Regions from separate parts of the Homo sapiens genome. Here region 1 is linked to region 2. A link is an interaction called in ENCODE POLR2A ChIA-PET data of the cell type or tissue named here. Cell type or tissue: HCT116. All regions are shown on one strand. Each heading gives the region's core, and the rest is flanking DNA. Links, peaks and the distances in the headings are about the cores only.

What was found. ChIA-PET counts read pairs that join two places held together with the same protein. Peaks named below come from ENCODE experiments on the same cell type or tissue, not always from the same donor. Only the 100,000 strongest peaks of a DNase experiment are listed, where the experiment ranks them.
Region 1: POLR2A ChIA-PET joins it to region 2 with 7 read pairs; 4 of 35 experiments call an interaction of 5 or more read pairs at or near these places.

The regions. Positions count from the first base shown.
Region 1 is chr17:78,025,917-78,029,820 of GRCh38, forward strand. The region is part of intron 3 of TNRC6C (trinucleotide repeat containing adaptor 6C); the gene reads left to right. Among named protein-coding and RNA genes, the nearest start is that of TNRC6C, 69 kb to the left of the region's middle. In HCT116, for the core only: no CTCF peak of the experiment used is centred there; no DNase peak of the experiment used is centred there.
Region 2 is chr17:78,138,824-78,142,302 of GRCh38, forward strand. TMC8 (transmembrane channel like 8) reads left to right here. Exons shown (of 16, transcript NM_152468.5): 15 at 339-417; 16 at 2,011-3,479. The coding sequence ends at 2,289. Among named protein-coding and RNA genes, the nearest start is that of C17orf99, 5.8 kb to the right of the region's middle. RefSeq lists enhancers at 31-200, 315-954, 2,591-3,479, 3,433-3,479 and a silencer at 1,794-1,983. In HCT116, for the core only: no CTCF peak of the experiment used is centred there; a DNase peak (open chromatin) is centred at 1,708; H3K4me3 peaks cover 2,084 bases; H3K27ac peaks cover 1,988 bases.

The DNA.
Region 1 (3,904 bases), core at 138-2,637, 110 kb before region 2:
TCACTTCAACCATAGGCTTTCAGAATTAGAAGGAGCCTTAGAGTGTCAGCTAGTCTAAACCTTTCATTTCCAGATGAGAAAACTGAGGTCTAGGGATATGAAAATTACTTAATCCAGATCATATATATTATTAGTGGAAGTGAATCCAAGTTTTTGAGGTCTCTAGCCTTAGTATTTTTTTATTTCATCAACTAATTTTTTTACATGATGTTGCTGTCTCTGCATTTTTTAAACTTTATATGTTTGAGAAAAACAATCACTCCTTCAACATTTATTTAGCACTCACTGTTGTCAAACACTATGCTGCCATAATTTACAGCCTAGAGAAGAAGACAGTCATTTTAAAAAATAACATACACAATGCTGAGTGCTGTGCCAAATACCGGGTACTGTGGATGTTCAGTCAGAAGCACCTAGACTGGCTTAGGTGAGGAGGTGACATTTAGTCTGATATTTAAAGAATAGCTGGGAATTACCATGTTTTTTGACTCTGACATTATCAATTGCATTATGCACTATTTTATGTACCACTAAGAAAAAAATTGCCAGTTAAACTGATATATTCATTGTCAGTTATAATATGCATCCCAGTTTCAGAAATGTTGAAATATTTGGAAATGTGCCCTAGAATTGATGAAATGTGGTGGTTAGATGAAGAAGCAAGCAGCTCACAGGGGAGTTTAGCACTTGCTGAACCTCAAAGCTAAGTCTGGGGAACTGGGAGTCTTACTGCTCAGGACCACGTGGACCTTGCAGAGAGTTTGGATTTTATTCTGAGAGCGTTACAAGACCTCAGAGTTTTAAACCAGGGAGGAGATCTGCATTTCAGAAGGATCACACTGGCTGCAGTATAGATGATGGATTAGAGAGAGTCTCTTACAGTACTCCAGCTAAGAGATGAGGGTGCCCAGGTTCCAATGGTGACCGTTGGAATGAAAATAGATGGGTGAAATTGAGGGATATTTGAGGGTGGAGGGCATGTAGGAGCTATTAATAGAAATGACAAGGTTTGGTGATTGATTAGATGTAGGAGAGATTGAAATACTCAGAAGGGCGAGGCGAGAAAGCTGATGAGTATATGGGACATGTTGATTTTGAAGTGTATCAAGTATAAAAGAGTGGACAACAAAGCCATAAAAGAACAGGAAACCTGCCAAGGGGGATGGGAAATAGTGGCATAGAGAAGAAGGCAGGAGTGGCCGTCGCTGATAAAGACAACCTGAGGGGTCTTTTGGTCCAAAGACTGAGGGGTCAAAAGATAACAGGGCCTTGGATTTTAGCAGCAAGAAAGAAATTATGGCCTTGGCTAGTCAGTTTCCATGAAGGTTTGGCAGGAGGAGAGGAGAGAGTGGGAGGAGCTGGAGGAGAATGTGGAGTCCAGGAGAGGTGATTGTTGCCATTTGTGAAGAGATTAAATATTTGAACATGTTCAAGTGATGATGAGAAGGAGCTAATTACAGTAGCCAGACAGTCCCTGGGCCCGTTAGAGGTTGGAAATGCAATGTCTTTCACTCTGCACACAAACACCGCAACCCTCTTCTTTTTTATATTCAGTTCCATCATATGGAAACTCTGGCTAGAAAAAAAACAGAGAAATACTTGTAAAGCAAGGAATTGATCCAAGACCCAATCTTATGTTTTGGGCCTTCATATCTACTTTGGAGAGAGTTGTGAGTTGAAGACCCAGGACACGCAAAGTCCCTAAGATAGGATCCAGAGGTTTGGAGGGTGCCCCCTTGCATTGCCTCTCTGACCCCATTGATTGTGAGACATATCGGTATTGCACATACCATTAAGAAAGGAAAATATGCTGCCTGTGCACTGACATGGCATCATAAGACACATCCCAATGTAAGTGATGGTAACCTGTGAAGGGATGTGCGTCTTTGAGTTGATGGAATACAGTATTAGCCTTAGATAGGAATAACAGATGTGGGACAAAGAACAGGGTGACACTCATATATCTGTAGTGACAGAAACTTGGAGGTTTTTTTTTTTTTTTTTTGAGATGGAGTCTCGCCCAGGCTGGAGTGCAGTGGTGCGATCTCCGCTCATTGCAAGCTCCACCTCCCGGGTTCACGCCATTCTCCTGCCTCAGCCTCCCGAGTAGCTGGGACTGCAGGCGCCCGCCACCATGCCCGGCTAATTTTTTTTTGTATTTTTAGTAGAGACAGGGTTTCACCGTGTTAGTCAGGATGGTCTCGATCTGACCTTGTGATCTGCCCGCCTCGGCCTCCCAAAGTGCTGGGATTACAGGCGTGAGCCATCGCCCCCCGCTGAAACTTGGAGTTTTTACTTGATGGCTTTTATTTCTTCTGCAGAGTAGTCAAGTTCATTTTCTGGGGATGGGGAGAAGTGGGAACAAGGAGGTAGAGGGATTAGGAGCTCAGGAGTGGAAGATCTCTAAATGAATTGTTGACACCACTGGAACAAGGCAGACCCAGGAAGTTGCAGGATTGACAGGAAGCAGTGAGGGCGTTCTGAGGCCAGGACCATGCATTCGTAGCAGTACCAAACTGCATGTCACATGATTTTCTTGAGAGATACTTAGCAACCTGAGTCAGGAAGTAGGGAGAGTAGACAGTGGGTTCATCCAGGACTAAGGACTTGCCAGGCACTAGTGACAGATAGACAGTGAGGCAAAGACCTGGAGGATACTGGTAGTGTGGACAATGTAGCGTTCACATGGTAGATGGCCAAGTCCATGTTGAGAGACAAAAACTGCAGGTAGACTGGAGCTGACAATGTAAAGGGAAACAGTACCGTATCATGAACCACCCCCCAATGTTGACTTAAAATATTTTTTAATGTTTCTTCTACATAAAAGGTATGTACAGAACTAGGCATAAACTCATTTTGTACATAGCTGTTTCTCAGCTATCAAACCAGTGATGTTTACAAATTGAGTAGAAAACCAAAAATGTTTTCAAATAACAAAATAGATGTAATGTCCTGGATAATGATGTTTTGTGTACAAGATGAGGTGGGACTGACTATTGAGGCGCCGACTCTTGCACTTTACATGTCGGCGTGCAGAATTACTACTCGAATCACTGTTTGCATTCGGCATGCTAATTAGTAAACCCTATTATTAGGTTATCACCCAACTCTTCTGCTCCTTTTTTAAAATTTAAATTACTATGAGATCTTTGTTTATGCAACTTACTCTAATATGATTTTAGACCTTCACTTAATGCAAATTCATTATTCGCACAGTAGGCCCAACTGCATTCTTTCCCAGTAAATCTGGCAGAGTGTGGCAGTGCTACAGACGCCAAACCACAGTTGCTGACACTAAAATTCAGTAGTACGATCATACCTTGCTTGACAGAGAGATACGTTCTGAAAAATGCACCGTTAGGCTGTTTTGTCATTGTGCAAACCCAGATGGTACAGGTTGCTACTCACCTATGCCATGTGATAGAACCTTTTGCTCCTAGGCTGCAAGCCTCTACAGCATGTTACTATACTGAATACTGTAGGCAGTTGCAACACAATGGTAAGTATTTATGTTATCTAAACATAGGAAAGGGACAAGAAAAATACGCTATAAAGAATTTTTAAAAGGTACACCTGTATAGGGCACTTAACTATGAATGGAGCTTGCAGGACTGGAAGTTGCTCTGAGGAGTCAGTGAGTGGTGAGTGAATGTGAAGGCCTAGGACATGACTATACACTTAGGCCACACTAAACTTACTTAAAAAAATTTTTTTTCAGTAATAAAGCTTTTTAATTTTTTTAAGAGTTTTCACTCTTTCATAATAACACTTAGCTTAAAAGACACATTGCACAGCTGTACAAAAAATATTTTTCTTTCTTTATATCCTTATTCTGTAAGCTCTTTTCTGTGTTTAATTTTTTTTTTAACTTTTAAACTTATTAAAAACCTAGACACACACACAC
Region 2 (3,479 bases), core at 656-3,155:
GGAGCCAGACGCAGAAAGCCAAGGGAAGCAGGGGCCTCTGAAAAGCAGGAACCTCCTGGGCCCACCCTCTGGGCTGCCATGGGGATTGCAGGATCACTGGGGAAGCACCGTGTCTGGGTGGCTGCAGCTGCTGAGCTATTGGTATTGCTGTGCCAGAGGGGAGGGGATGAGGGGCTCTGCGAGGAAGGAGAGGAGGGTCCCATCCTCAGATACAGCAGTGTGCAGTGAGAAGACCCCAGTACCGCGTATTGTAGAGATTGAGGTGGGGAGAGAGGAAGTCAGGGAGAGGCGCCTGTGGCCCCAGGGGCAACTGACCACGAATCCCCTTCCCACCCAAGCCTTGTCCTGACGGTGTGCGTCTCCCAGACCCAGGCCAATGCCAGGGCCATCCACAGGCTCCGGAAGCAGCTGGTGTGGGTGAGTGTCCTCGGGGCTGGTGAGGGGACAGCAGCTTCAGTGGAAACCCTTCCCTATGTGTGGCCGAGGGCCTAGAACACGTCTGAGCGGGTCAGGTGGGTTCTTCCCACTGGAGGGCGTGGCCTCAGGCTGAGAGTGAAGACGGGGAAGGGGAGGAAGAGAACAGCTCGGGCTCCTGAGACCAGGAGCCAGACCTGGTAAGTACATGACCTTAGGGGCTGGGCCTTTGCCTGTAATCCCAACGCTTTGGAGGCCCAGGCAGGAGGATCGGATCACTTGAAGCCATGAGTTAAAACCAGCCTGGGCAACAAAGCAAGACCCTGGTCTCCACCAAAAATAAGTAATTAATTTTTTAAAAGGAGAATGTGGCCGGGCGTGGTGACTCACGCCTGTAATCCCAGCACTTTCAGAGGCCGAGGTGGGTGGATCACCTGAGGTCAGGAGTTCAAGACCAGCCTGGCCAAAATAGCGAAACCCCGTCTCTACTTAAAAAAAAAAAAAAAAAAAAAAAAACCGGGCACGGTGGTTCGTGCCTGTAATCCAGCACTTTGGGAGGCCGAGGTGAGTGGATTGCCTGAGGTCAGGGGTTCAAGACCAGCCTGGCCAACATAGTGAAACCCCGTCTGTACTAAAAATACAAAAAATTAGCTGGGCGTGATGGTGGGCGCCTGTAATCCCAGCTACTAGGGAGGCTGAGGCAGGAGAATCGTTTAAACTCAGGAGGCGGAGGGGCGGAGGTTGCAGTGAGCTGAGACCGCCCCATTGCACTCCAGCCTGGGCAACAAGAGCAAAACTCCGTCTCAAAAAAGGAAAAAAGGATAACATGGCTGAGTGCAGTGGCTCACGCCGAGGCGTGAAGAGTGCTTGAGTTCAGGAGTTTGAGACCAGGCTGAGCAACATAGCAAGACCTCGTCTCTACTAAAAATCAAATAAATGAGCTGGGCGTGGTGGCGCGTGCCTGTGGTCACAGCTATTCCGGAGGCTGAGGTGGGAAGATCGCTTGAGCCTGAGAGGTCCAGGCTGCAGTGGGCTGTGGTCTTGCTACTGCAATCCTGCCTGGGCAACAGGGAGACACCCAGTTTCCACAAAAAAAAAAAAAAATTACGACTTTAGGCTTGGGGCCAGGGGCTTAATGGAGCTGAGGGAGGAACAGTGACCTGGCTAAGGCGTGGCCTCAGGGTGGGGCCTCTACCGGGGGCGTGGCCTTGGGCTGCTTGGGGACGGACTCTTAGCGGGCGTGGTCTAGATCTGCATGGGGTGGGACCCTAGTGGGGCGTGGTCTCAGGGTGCGTTGGGGGCGGGGCCCTTGGAGGTCGTGGTCTCGGGCGGGGACGTGGAAGGAGTGGCATCTGGCTGCGTTGTGGACGGGACTCCTGAGGGCGTGGTCTAGGGCTGCATCGGGGCGGGACCCTGGTGGGGCGTGGCCCTGGGAGGGTGTGGCCTCGAGCGGGGCGTGGCCTCGGGCGGGGCGTGGCCTCTGGCTACTTTGGGTGCGGGCTGGCCCATGGGCCGCAGAGTTGCTGCCGCTGCTGTCCTCACACCCGCTCGTGGGAAGCAGCGCCTGTCGCAACTCGCCACTTGTTCTCCTCACAGCAGGTTCAGGAGAAGTGGCACCTGGTGGAGGACCTGTCGCGACTGCTGCCGGAGCCAGGCCCGAGCGACTCTCCGGGCCCCAAGTACCCTGCCTCCCAAGCTTCGCGCCCGCAGTCCTTCTGCCCCGGATGCCCATGCCCTGGCTCCCCGGGCCACCAGGCCCCGCGGCCGGGCCCCTCCGTCGTGGATGCCGCGGGACTGCGTTCCCCTTGCCCTGGACAGCACGGTGCCCCGGCCTCCGCCCGCAGATTCCGCTTCCCCAGCGGCGCGGAGCTGTAACCCCTACCCCTGCCTCCCCGAAGCCTCCCTGGGGCCCCTTCAGGCCTCCTTACTCCATCTTCCAGACCCCTGGCGACCACCGCCCCTCTCAGTGGCTCCAGGGCCTCCCTCAGAGGTCCCCAAAGATGGACACACAACCCCAGCGGCAGCAGGAAAAACATATGGGAATTTTCTTTCTATATTTTAATCTCATCCCTTTAAAATGTCTATTTTTTATTGTGTTTTTTATAATATACATAATCTATTAGTATAGTATCTCTTGAATGCGATTTTTTCTAGAATGTGTTCTGCTGATTTGTTTTAGAGCCATGAGTGCAATTTATACACATACATCTATTGGGAATGCTCAGAAGTTGTTTACTGATGGAAGTGCCTTCAGAAGAGTCCGGGAACCACTTCCTAAGGAAGGAAAGAGCTGGCCACAGTTAGAGCAAGCCTGCCTGGGGCCCTGCTCTGTGTTCCAGCTGCAAACTGCCTGCATCATCCCTTCCTGTTACTCTTCCTTCACCTGAGACAGTCGAGGCCACAGCGTCAGCCAGGGCCAGAGCTGGGATTTGAACCCAGGCACTCGGGCTCCAGAGCCACACTGCCCCAGTGTGGGGCTTAGTGGCGGCTCCTGGCCCTGACTGAGGGGCTGACTGAAGCCTGGTGAGAGCGTGCTGGGTCAGCCTCTCCCTGGCGGGAATCCTCTCCGTCCAGTCTTCTAACCTAGCAGCCTCACGTCCACAGAGCTGCCTTGTGAAACTCAGCAGAGCCCTGGCTTCCTGCAGAGCCGTGTTCTCCCAGCCTGCTTCATGGCTCCCTGGTTGAGCCAAGCTTGCGGATCCGTGGGGTGAAGGTACCCGCACCGCCTGGGCCTTAGTGGTATGTACGGGCCTGCATCGTGAGCAGCGGGCGGGGGCCCAGGCAGGTGAGGCAGCTGGCCACAAGGGCAGGGCCCGGCCCCCCTCCCAAGGCTGTGTCTGATATTCTTGAGCCTGTTCGAGTTTCCTTTTCCAAGCCTCCTGTTCTCCCACCCCCACCCCTGCCATGCTGCAGTGACTAAATCTGTGGTTCTCATCCTTGGAGAACACCTGAGTAGCTGCTACAAGCTGGCCACAGCCCAGCGACTCTGATGTGGTTGGGCTGGGTGTGGCCAGCAGCCAGGGCATCGGGACTTTTCGAAGCTCCCAGGTGACTCACCGGCAGCT